Regions from separate parts of the Mus musculus genome. Here region 1 is linked to region 2. The links are chromatin loops, found by intact Hi-C in ENCODE. Cell type or tissue: left cerebral cortex. All regions are shown on one strand.

Region 1 (5,000 bases), 56 kb after region 2:
CACAAAGCCAGAGAGGCAGCGCCACAACCAGTATTTCTACGATTAACACTAGAAGGTAGCAAGTGTTGGTAACAATACAAAAGAGCAGAAGGAAGCCTCGCGCACGTCTTGTCAGCAGTGTGGCATGGTACAAGCCACCGTGCAAAGCAGGATGACAGTTCCTCAAAAATTAAATATTTGACTACTACATGACCCAGCAATTCCACTAGTGGGCGTAGAGTCAAAATTATTAAAAATTAAGAGGCCCAACAGGTGTTTGCACACCAAGGTTCACAGCAGCGTTTCTCACAAGAGACGGAAGACGGGAGCAACACAAGTGTTCACCAATGGATCAACAGGTTAGCAAAGTCAAAGTGTGTTCCACATTGGAATATTCCTCAGCCCTAAGGAGAAAGGGTATTCTGACACATGTTCCAACAAGAAGGAAAACATTATGATACGTGAAACAAGGCAGATATAACAGGATTTCATTACTGGGGGTTATTCAGCCTACACTCTAAATCGAACTGTCTCCATCTTCATCAGATCTGATTTTAGGGAGAGGCTATGGCAAATAGCCTGGGGACAACAAATGTGACGGCATCCATCCATCTGTGCAGCTTTGGGAAAGCCATCACCCATGCTGGGCAGACTCTCCAGTTGCTTTTGAGACCATCAAAGCTCCTGTTAGTAGCCTTCACCAACACTCTGGAGTAGCCCAATAGCACATATAACTCAATAAGGAGGTAGACTTTGTGGTCTAAGACACCCAAGGGTCCTTCCAGCAGGAATAACAAGAGAGTATAAACCAGTACTGAAGGGACCCCACGCCCTCCACAAACACTTCCAGGAAGCAATGACGCAGGCCCAGAGAAGGATTCAAAGAATCTTGATTATAAATTACTTTCAAATATCAAATAAATCATACATGCGGATGCACAAACAGGCCTTCACAACTGAGTCAAACCAGACACCTGCCTAAATACATCGCAAGTGCCATTCAATACCAGATGTCAGAGCCTCGGCTTAAGTCTTGCCCAATACCATCTGCAGGGTAGACCACAGTACAACCACTCTTCCACTCTGGCACCTCTCCTGGAGCTGGCCCGCACTGAGACCAGACAGAGGTGACTGATGAGGGAATGCCTTTTCAGTTCTACAAGCTGACAAATGTAAGGCAGGAGACACGGCATCAGTGCCTTTGCTGACAGGACACTGAGGCAGAGAGACACCTATGGCCCTGTCCAAGGAGACCCAGGCTAGGTTTGACTGATCTGCCTCCAATCCTCCAACTTCTCTGGCATCGTAAGCCCATGCTGGCGATCCCATGTACAGATATACCCTGAGTTCTCTCCACCTGTATCTCTCCCATCCTTCCTGTGCTCCCAGCTGTCCAATTTCTCTGATACTTTTTATATCTGGGGTCCCTCTATTCTAACATTCCCTTTTCATCTAGGGCAGAGGAAGTACCTGATGCCTTCATCTTTGGATGTACCCAAGACTGATGCCACCAAGTAGAGTATTCGTGGAGATCCTAGTCCTTTACGTAGGCCAACGCACTTCAGTGCTGCCTAGTTCTTCCTCTGCTTCAATTGCTTTAGAAGGCTAAGACAAAAGGTCTAGACATCACCCTCATTGTGAAGATAAAGATCCAAAGGCCCTACTGCTCTTCATCTCAGAGCAAGGTTCACAAAGCAGAAACAAGCCTGTAAGAAGTCTGTAAAGCCCTTTAACCTGCGACTTTGTCCCTTTGTTTATGTTCCTTTCCTCTGTGTCCTCGTGGTCATCAGGAAGGTTATAACCTTTAAGACAAAGTATATCTGGTCTTGTTCTATGAAGACAGCAAACGGTGGAGAATAGAGTGTAGCATGTGGGAATGAGTTTAGGGGATTGGATAGCAAATGATAACAACTATCTTCCCAAAGGCAAAGTAGCATGACTAGTGGTTAAAAGCACAGACAATGGTCATAAACGCCCCCAAGGACCTGCTCTGAGATGCCAGTTGCTAGTTCCACGACCTCAGCATGTTGCCCAAGTATTTAAAGACACCATAAGCACTCAGCCTAGTCCAGCTACTTCCGAGGTCACTGGTACTGCTGGCATCGTTTTGTAATTACCAAGGCATCTAAGGCTCAGGGCTATAAAAAGAAAGGAAGATTCAGGAAAGAAGCCTGGAAAGGCTCAGGGATGAACTTGCCCAGTGTGGGAAACTCATACCTGTATTTGCACTGAGTTGGCTGCATGTGATTCCAGCCATCCCCAATCCCTGGAGAGCGTTCTCTCTTGGGTTCGTTTTTTTAGCATAGCTGCATACCTAGATCTCGTCTCCGATCTCCTAGTAAGTAGCTATTTGACCCTGAACAAGATCACCTCCCTCCTGTACGCCGTTTCTTCAGCTGCAAAGAGAAGAAGTTCACCAAATGATCTCTAAGGTCTTGCACGCTTTGGTGGCAGTCACAGATTCTAAAATTTTTATGTGGGTGGTAGAGAAATTTATTGTTTGGAACATGCTGTCAAAAGGACTCAGCTTCCCAGATGGATCCCGAGGCCCCTACACACCCACACCCACCCCTGAAGTTTCTCCTTGAATGTTGACATAAAGTGGAGTGCAGTCTCTGCTCTACTGAGTAGGCACTTCCTAGGGTGTTCCCCATCTCTACGGCAGAATCCCCTGAGAGAGGGGAGCAACACATACACCCCACCCACTCAGCTTTAGATGGCACTGACACTGAATTACAGGTGATCACCTTGCCCTCTCTTGTGGCTTCATCAGGAACAGGAGGCAGCAGAATAAAGACCACCCACTCCATACACAGTAGGTGGCTGAAGGAACCCCAATTACAGCATGAAACTCAGAGGGTCCCCCACAGCTTTGGTTCCTGTGATTTCCCACTGCAGACTCTACACCCCAAGCATCATGACATAAACGTGGGGTGCTTCATAAAACTGTGGGTGGGGCTCACATTCAAGATGGTCGGTGTTTGGCCCAACCTTTCTGTGATGCCAAGGAATTATGAAACTCAATACGCAGACTTCAGGGCAGTGACCACATGGCCATGTAAAGAGATCCCCATGGGAAACAGAGCACTGCTTCTTCCTACTCAAGAAAGGAGCCAATAAGGTGAGACCTGCCCATGACCACAGAGTTGCTCTTGAATACAGATCTTCATAAGCAGATGTGCACACACAGACACATGTCACCAATGAAGGATACAGAAGCACAGAGCACTGCTGCTCTCCTCTCTGTATGTCATGGCCTTTGCTATACTGACATAGTGCATCTGTGTCAGTATAACCCACCCCTGCTCAGGTATAACCTATGGCAGAGCCAGGTCCCCTTCTAGACTACAACCTCAGTACAAAGTACAAGGTAAAGAACGCAGAAATGTTGTGTGGCTCCCAGGGTCCCTTACATCATGAGCTGAGGGTGATGTACTTATACAAAATAGTCCCTGAGCCACAACCTACTAACAAGGACTGACCACAGCTGGCAGTCACCTATCCAGACACTTAGAGTCAGTCAGTCTCTGTGTCTGTCTGTGTCTGTCTGTGTCTGTCTGTGTCTGTCTGTCTGTCTGTCTGTCTGTCTGTCTCTCTCTCTCTCTCTCTCTCTCACACACACACACACACACACACACACACACACACATACACAAAACTACCCATCCAGGGACATTCCTCTTTCACTCTGTAGCTTTATTTAGACAGAAAGCCAAAGCAGCCAAGGCCAGATAGGCCTGAAGGTTAGCTGCGGGCAGCTGGAATTTCTGAAACTTGGCTGGCCAGAATTTCAGGCCATCCCATCTCTAGACTGTGTTTTGGTGCGTGCGTGACAATTGTTCCCTCCCCTTCATCCATGGCTCCTATATCTCACATCCAAAAGCCCTGACTCAGGTAGGGAATAAGTCAGGAGATGCATGTGACATTTGTAAAGGTGTATGGGAACTGGGCATCTATATAGACTCAACTCAATATGTTTCAACTCTCTACAACTGCAGGATAGTTCCCAAACCGACTTCACCTCCTAGTCCCTCAGCATTCTTTTCAGTAAAATAGAACAATGTGACATAATAAGGGTCAAATATGAAGCATTAGCAGCCAAGACCAGATTGGCTCATGCCTGCACACAGAAGGATAGTTGTTCTACAGCAACATTGTTCCAAGCTGCCAATGATAAGTATGCAATCCGAATCACATTCTCCTTCCCAGACACTACCGGATGTCGGCTCTCTTCCAGCCACCCCTCACAGCCCCTGCACCATAAGGTCAGGCCACCTGCCTCAAATAAAACAAAGAGCATCCCAGGAGATCCTTTCCCCTCAATGCCACATCCTGGAATAAAAGTCTCTCTCTCTCTCTCTCTCTCTCTCTCTCTCTCTCTCTCTCTCTCTCTCTCTCTCTCTCTCCATCCCATTCCCCATACACAATTCATCCAGACTCTCTCAGGCACGGAGAGACACTCCTATATCTAGGTGGTCAGCAGCTTACAATAGTTTTCCATATCAGACATAAACTGGAGCATAGCTGAAGTTTCAAATGAAACCACTGCACAAGTTACACATAGCCCACAGTACACGCAGCTCACAGGGTAACGTCAGTTCCATTCATTTGGCTCAAGGAATTTTATTCAGGACCTGGAAGAAGTGCACAGGCAAAAAAAGGGTGCCTTGTCATTTTTGGTTTCCACTCTCTACCTTCCCTTTAATTAATTGGTACCCAGGAGACATTCTCCCAGTGTCTCATCTTCCTTTTCGACATGCTCTGGGCAGCTTTATTGCTCCATGAGCCTAGGAGAGAAAGCATAATGAAGACACCAGAGGAGAAATAGAAGCTAGGTACTGGGGCAGACCCGGTGTAGCAGAACTGGGAGGCCCCAGAGAGCACCTGCTTCCCAACCCCCACCTCCACCCCCATCCATCAACCCTTGTGCTGTAGGCTCTAGGCAGGCCAAGGAAAATCCACACTCAACCCCAGGACTACAAATCCATAAATGCTACTCCCTTAATGCAGGGAGGAATCTG
Region 2 (5,000 bases):
CAAAGAGAGAATATTAAAACTGCAAGGGGAGAAGGCCAAGAAACATATGAAGGGAGACCTAGTAGGATAACACACGGCTTCTCAGTGAGACTATAAAAGCCAGATGTTCTACAAATTCCCAGAGACCGTAAACGCCAGCCCACATTACTCTATCCTGAGAGACTTTCAATCACAATAAATGGAGGAGGGGAAGGACATTCCATGGTAAAATAAAGTTTAAACACTATATATCTACAAATCCAGCTGTACATAAGGTCCTAGAAGGAAAACTTCAACCTGAAAAAGTTAACTACAGCCAAGAAAAATCTCAAACCTGTGAACCAGTGACTTAGAAGAGGAGAAGAGCCGGGCAGTGGTGGCGCACACCTTTAATCCCAGCGCTTGGGAGGCAGAGGCAGGCAGATTTCTGAGTTCGAGGCCAGCCTGGTCTACAGAGTGAGTTCCAGGACAGCCAGGGCTATACAGAGAAACCCTGTCTTGAAAAACAAAACACACACACAAACAAAAAAACAAAAAGAAGAGGGGAAGAAACATAGACACACACAGACACACAGAGGAGAGAGAGAGAGAGAGAAAGAGAGAGAGAGAATTAATAATAGCAGGAGTCAACAAACAGCGCTTATCAGTAATTCTCATTATCAATGCTCTTACTCCCCAATAAAAAGACACAGACTAAAAGAATGGATATGAGAACAGGATACATCCTTCTGCTACATCCAAGAAACACACCTTAACTTCAAGAATAGACACCACCTAGGGAAAAAAAAGATAAATAAGAAATACCCCAAGCAAATGGATCTAAGAAGCAAGCTGGTATAGCCTTTTTAATAACTAAACTTCAAACCAAAACTAATCAAGAGATGGAGAGAGGACACTATGAACATGTCAAAGAAAAAATCCACCAAGGACATGTTTCAATTCTTTTATTTTAATTTTTATTATTATGTGCAATATGTTAATGGGCTTTGTCCTGCATCAATGTCTATGTGAGGGTGACAGATCCACAAGAACTTAAGTTACAGACACTTGGAAGCTATCATGTGGGTGCTGGGAATTGAACCCTGGTCCTTAAAAAGAAGAGCCATTTCTCTTAACCACTGAGCCATCTCTCCAGCCCCCTCATATTTCAATTCTTAACACCTATGCCACAACCACAAGGGCATCCAAGTTTGTAAAAGAAACACTCCTACAGCTTACACACATGTTGGCCCTCACACAGTGACAATAGGAGACACCATACCCAACTCTCATCAATGAATAGGTCATCTACTCTCATCAATGAATAAATCATTCAGCCAAAAAATACTGAACATTGCAAACATTTACAGAAAAACAAAAAACATTTACAGAACACTGCATCCAAACACAAAAGAATATACCTTCTTCCCAGCAGCCAATGGAACTCTTTACAAAATTGACCACACACACACACACACACACACACACACACACACACACACACAAAGCAAGTCTCAATCGATACAAGACAATTGAAATAACTCCCTGCATGCCACCAGACCACCACAGAGCAAAGTGAGATATCAAGGATAACAGGAAGAACAGAAAGCTTAACAAACTCATGGAATCTGAACAACTGGTGAAAACTGGATCATGACAGAATTTAAGAAAGAAATTAAAGACTTTCTAGAATGAATGAAAATGGATACAAAACATACCCAAACTTATGGGACCGAATAGAGTTGGTTAGACAAGGCAAGTTCACAGCACTAAGTAGTTACATTAAAAAAAAAATTAGAGGGCTGGAGAAGTGGCCCAATGGCTAAGAGCACTGACTGCTCTTCCAGAGGTCTTGAGTTCAATTCCCAGCAACCACATGGTGGCTCACAGCCATCTGTGATGGGATCTGATGCCCTCTACTGGTGTGTCTAAAGAGAGCAACAGTGTGCTCACATACATAAATAAATAAATAAATAAATAAATAAATAAATAAATAAATAAATAAATAAATCTCATAATAACTAGCAATTTAACAACCCACCTGATAATAACTAGCAATTTAACAACCCACCTGAAACAAAAGACACTGAAAAGCAGATGGTAAGAAATAATTAAACTTGGAAAAATCAATAAAACAGAAAATACAAAGAATCAAAGAAAATCAAAGAAATCGAAGAGATGGTCCTTGGAGAAAGTCAGTAAGAATGACAAATCCTTATCCAAATTAACGAGAAGGTAGAGAGAGAAGGTCCGACATGACCCAAATACTCATGTTTTACTACAAGAATGTAGCAATAAAATAACTCCTAATGACATTCTTCTATACTCAGAGATCCATGCCTTCAGCAGCAGCAACAGCAGTCATCCTCCTGTGGTAGATGAGAACAAATACAGAGACCACAGCCAGACATCATGCAGAGACTGAGAGACGTTGGAACACTCAGCCCTATATGGGATGTCCCCCATCAAATCCCTTCCCTCCGGGCTCAGGGAACCCCTCAGAAGGAGACAGAAATAGTCTAAGCGCCAGAGGGAACAGAGGAACACCAGGTCTTCTAAATCAACAGGATCTATGCACGTACGTGCTCACTCATAGACAGCGCAGCATGCACGGGCCCTGAACGGGTCTGCATCAGATGGGGCCCAGGAGCTGAAAGGAGAAGTGGACACATGACCCCACCCCTAACCCAGAGCTGTCTCTAACTGATATCCACTGATAAGAGTTTAGTTTCTGCCAACATGCTCCCATCAGGAAATACACTACTCTTTTTTTTTTAACTTTTTTTATTAGGTATTTTCTTCATTTACATTTCCAATGCTATCCCAAAAGTTCCCCATACCCTCCCCGCAACTCCCCTACCCACCCACTCCCACTTCTTGGCCCTGGTGTTCCCCTGTACTGAGGCATATAAAGTTTGAAAGACCAATGGGCCTCTCTTTCCAATGATGGCCAACTAGGCCATCTTCTGACACAAGTGCAGCTAGAGATATGAGGTCCAGGGGGGTGGGGTGGGGGGAGCCTCGTTAGCGCAGTAGGTAGCGTGTCAGTCTCATAAACTACTCTTAAGGGTAGCTGCCTGCCTACGAGTAAATGCCCATCAGAAATGTCCTCACAGCCATCTTTGGAGGTTCCTTGTCTCACAGTGTTGTATAAGGGATTGTTTTTTAAATCTTTTTTTTCCTGTTTTTAATCCTCCAGGCCCTTAGTGTATATATCACAGCATCCAGTGTTGTGCTTCTATAGGATTCCTGAGTATTCAAACGAGCGGTCCTCTGTGTCTATATCTGTTTCATGTGCTTTTTCTTGGGCTCTTTCCTGCTATTTGTTTTGTCCTATTCTGGCGTGTTTGTTTTTATTTTATCTTATTATATTTTATTTTATTATTATTCCTTAGGAACCTGTTTGTTTTCTAGTGAGACAGAAAGGGACTGGATCTGGATTGGAGAGCGGGGTAAGGCGGAACTGGGAATTGTAGAGGGAGAAAAAAAAACCATAATCAGGATATTTTATTTTATTGAGAAAAATATATTTTCAACAAAAGAAAAGAATAGATGTGCCTGAGTATCAAATGATATTAAGAAACTTGGCTGTTATTGTTGTCTGGAGTAATACAGATATTTAAAAAAAAACACTATTTGTCTGTTACAATGCAATCTAACCTAATTGCAGGTGAAATTATATAATGGTTGAATTTTGCTTTCAAATATTCAATGTTATAAAGAAAGAAAGAAAGAAAGAAAGAAAGAAAGAAAGAAAGAAAGAAAGAAAGAGAGGGAGGGAGGGAGGGAGGGAGGGAGGGAGGAAGGAAGGAAGGAAGGAAGGAAGGAAGGAAGGAAGGAAGGAAGGAAGAGAGGGAGGGGAGGGGAGGAGAGGAGAGGGAGAGGGAAAGGAAGAGGGAGAGGGAGAGGGAGAGGGAGAGGGAGAGGGAGAGGGAGAGGGAGAGGGAGAGGGAGAGGGAGAGGGAGAGGGAGAGGGAGAGGGAGAGGGAGAGGGAGAGGGAGAGGGAGAGGGAGAGGGAGAGGGAGAGGGAGAGGGAGAGGGAGAGGGAGAGGGAGAGGGAGAGGGAGAGGGAGAGGGAGAGGGAGAGGGGAGAACCAAACCTAGAGGGAAATGCTTACAACTGAATTGGCAAGTGTTGCTAATTGCTGGAACCAGGAGGAGACTCCACCGGTGAATCTCCACACTTTAATTATATTGGAAACTTTCCATTACAGAAACAGTTTTAAATGACTCCTACCATATAGTGTAACTTAATGAAGTAAAAATCATGTTCAAAATACGCAGAAGAGGTTTCACTGTCCATCGTTTCTGGACGAGGTCTAATTCTAGCAGTAAAGGAGCCAGCCGCCTTATGAGCATAGATAGGTCCCGAAGCATCTCTTCCTTGGTTTGGAGAACGCCCATCTGGTGTATGCCCACCCTACCCTAATGCCCACTCAACATCTAATCTGATCTTGGAGGCTAACAGGGTCAGGCCTGGCTAATAATTAGATGAGAAAGAAAGCCCCTCTGCTTTCCATCCCAAAGAAAGGCCACCTGCTCTTGTGCTTCTGGGAGTCTAACTGCCTGAGGGTACCAAGGAGTCTGGCTCTGTCATTCTGGGACCCTGCTCCACCTTTCCCATGTAAGGACACATATTGCTCTCATTTGTTTCCTTCCCCTCGGGCAGTTCCTCTGCCACAACGGAGAGGTATTCCACATCTAAATAAATTGTGCAATAAATCTGCAAACTTGCATGGAAGGTATTAAAGCCATCCTTTGATGTCTGGTATTGAGTTTCCTGGGGTAGAGAGGTAAGTTTCATTGAATTCCAGGCCCTAAAAAGGCAGGTATTATTGCCCCTGCTTCCAGATGAGGAAACAAAAGTAGCAAGTCACTGAGAGAATCCTGCTGAGAGCTGTCTCACTCTGTCTAGCGAAGCCTCAGCCCTTTTTCTCAGCTTGATGACAATGGCAAGGGACAGACAACTGTCCATCACCTCCTCCCACTTTGCTGGGAAACTGAAGCACAAACCTAATCCAGTAGGGTAGGGTGACGGGTC

What was found. Peaks named below come from ENCODE experiments on the same cell type or tissue, not always from the same donor. Only the 100,000 strongest peaks of a DNase experiment are listed, where the experiment ranks them.
Region 1: it touches region 2 in a loop (6-fold over the local background); 3 of 42 quality-filtered maps call a loop at or near these places.

Annotation. Positions count from the first base shown.
Region 1 is chr6:119,066,815-119,071,814 of GRCm38, forward strand. All of the region lies in intron 1 of Cacna1c (calcium channel, voltage-dependent, L type, alpha 1C subunit), which reads right to left. Among named protein-coding and RNA genes, the nearest start is that of Cacna1c, 39 kb to the right of the region's middle. In left cerebral cortex, no CTCF peak of the experiment used is centred here; a DNase peak (open chromatin) is centred at 2,521.
Region 2 is chr6:119,010,947-119,015,946 of GRCm38, forward strand. All of the region lies in intron 3 of Cacna1c (calcium channel, voltage-dependent, L type, alpha 1C subunit), which reads right to left. Gm50599 (a long non-coding RNA gene) reads right to left here and starts at 3,746. Exons shown (of 2, transcript XR_001785462.2): 1 at 1-3,746. In left cerebral cortex, a CTCF peak has its summit at 1,878 (motif pointing left); no DNase peak of the experiment used is centred here.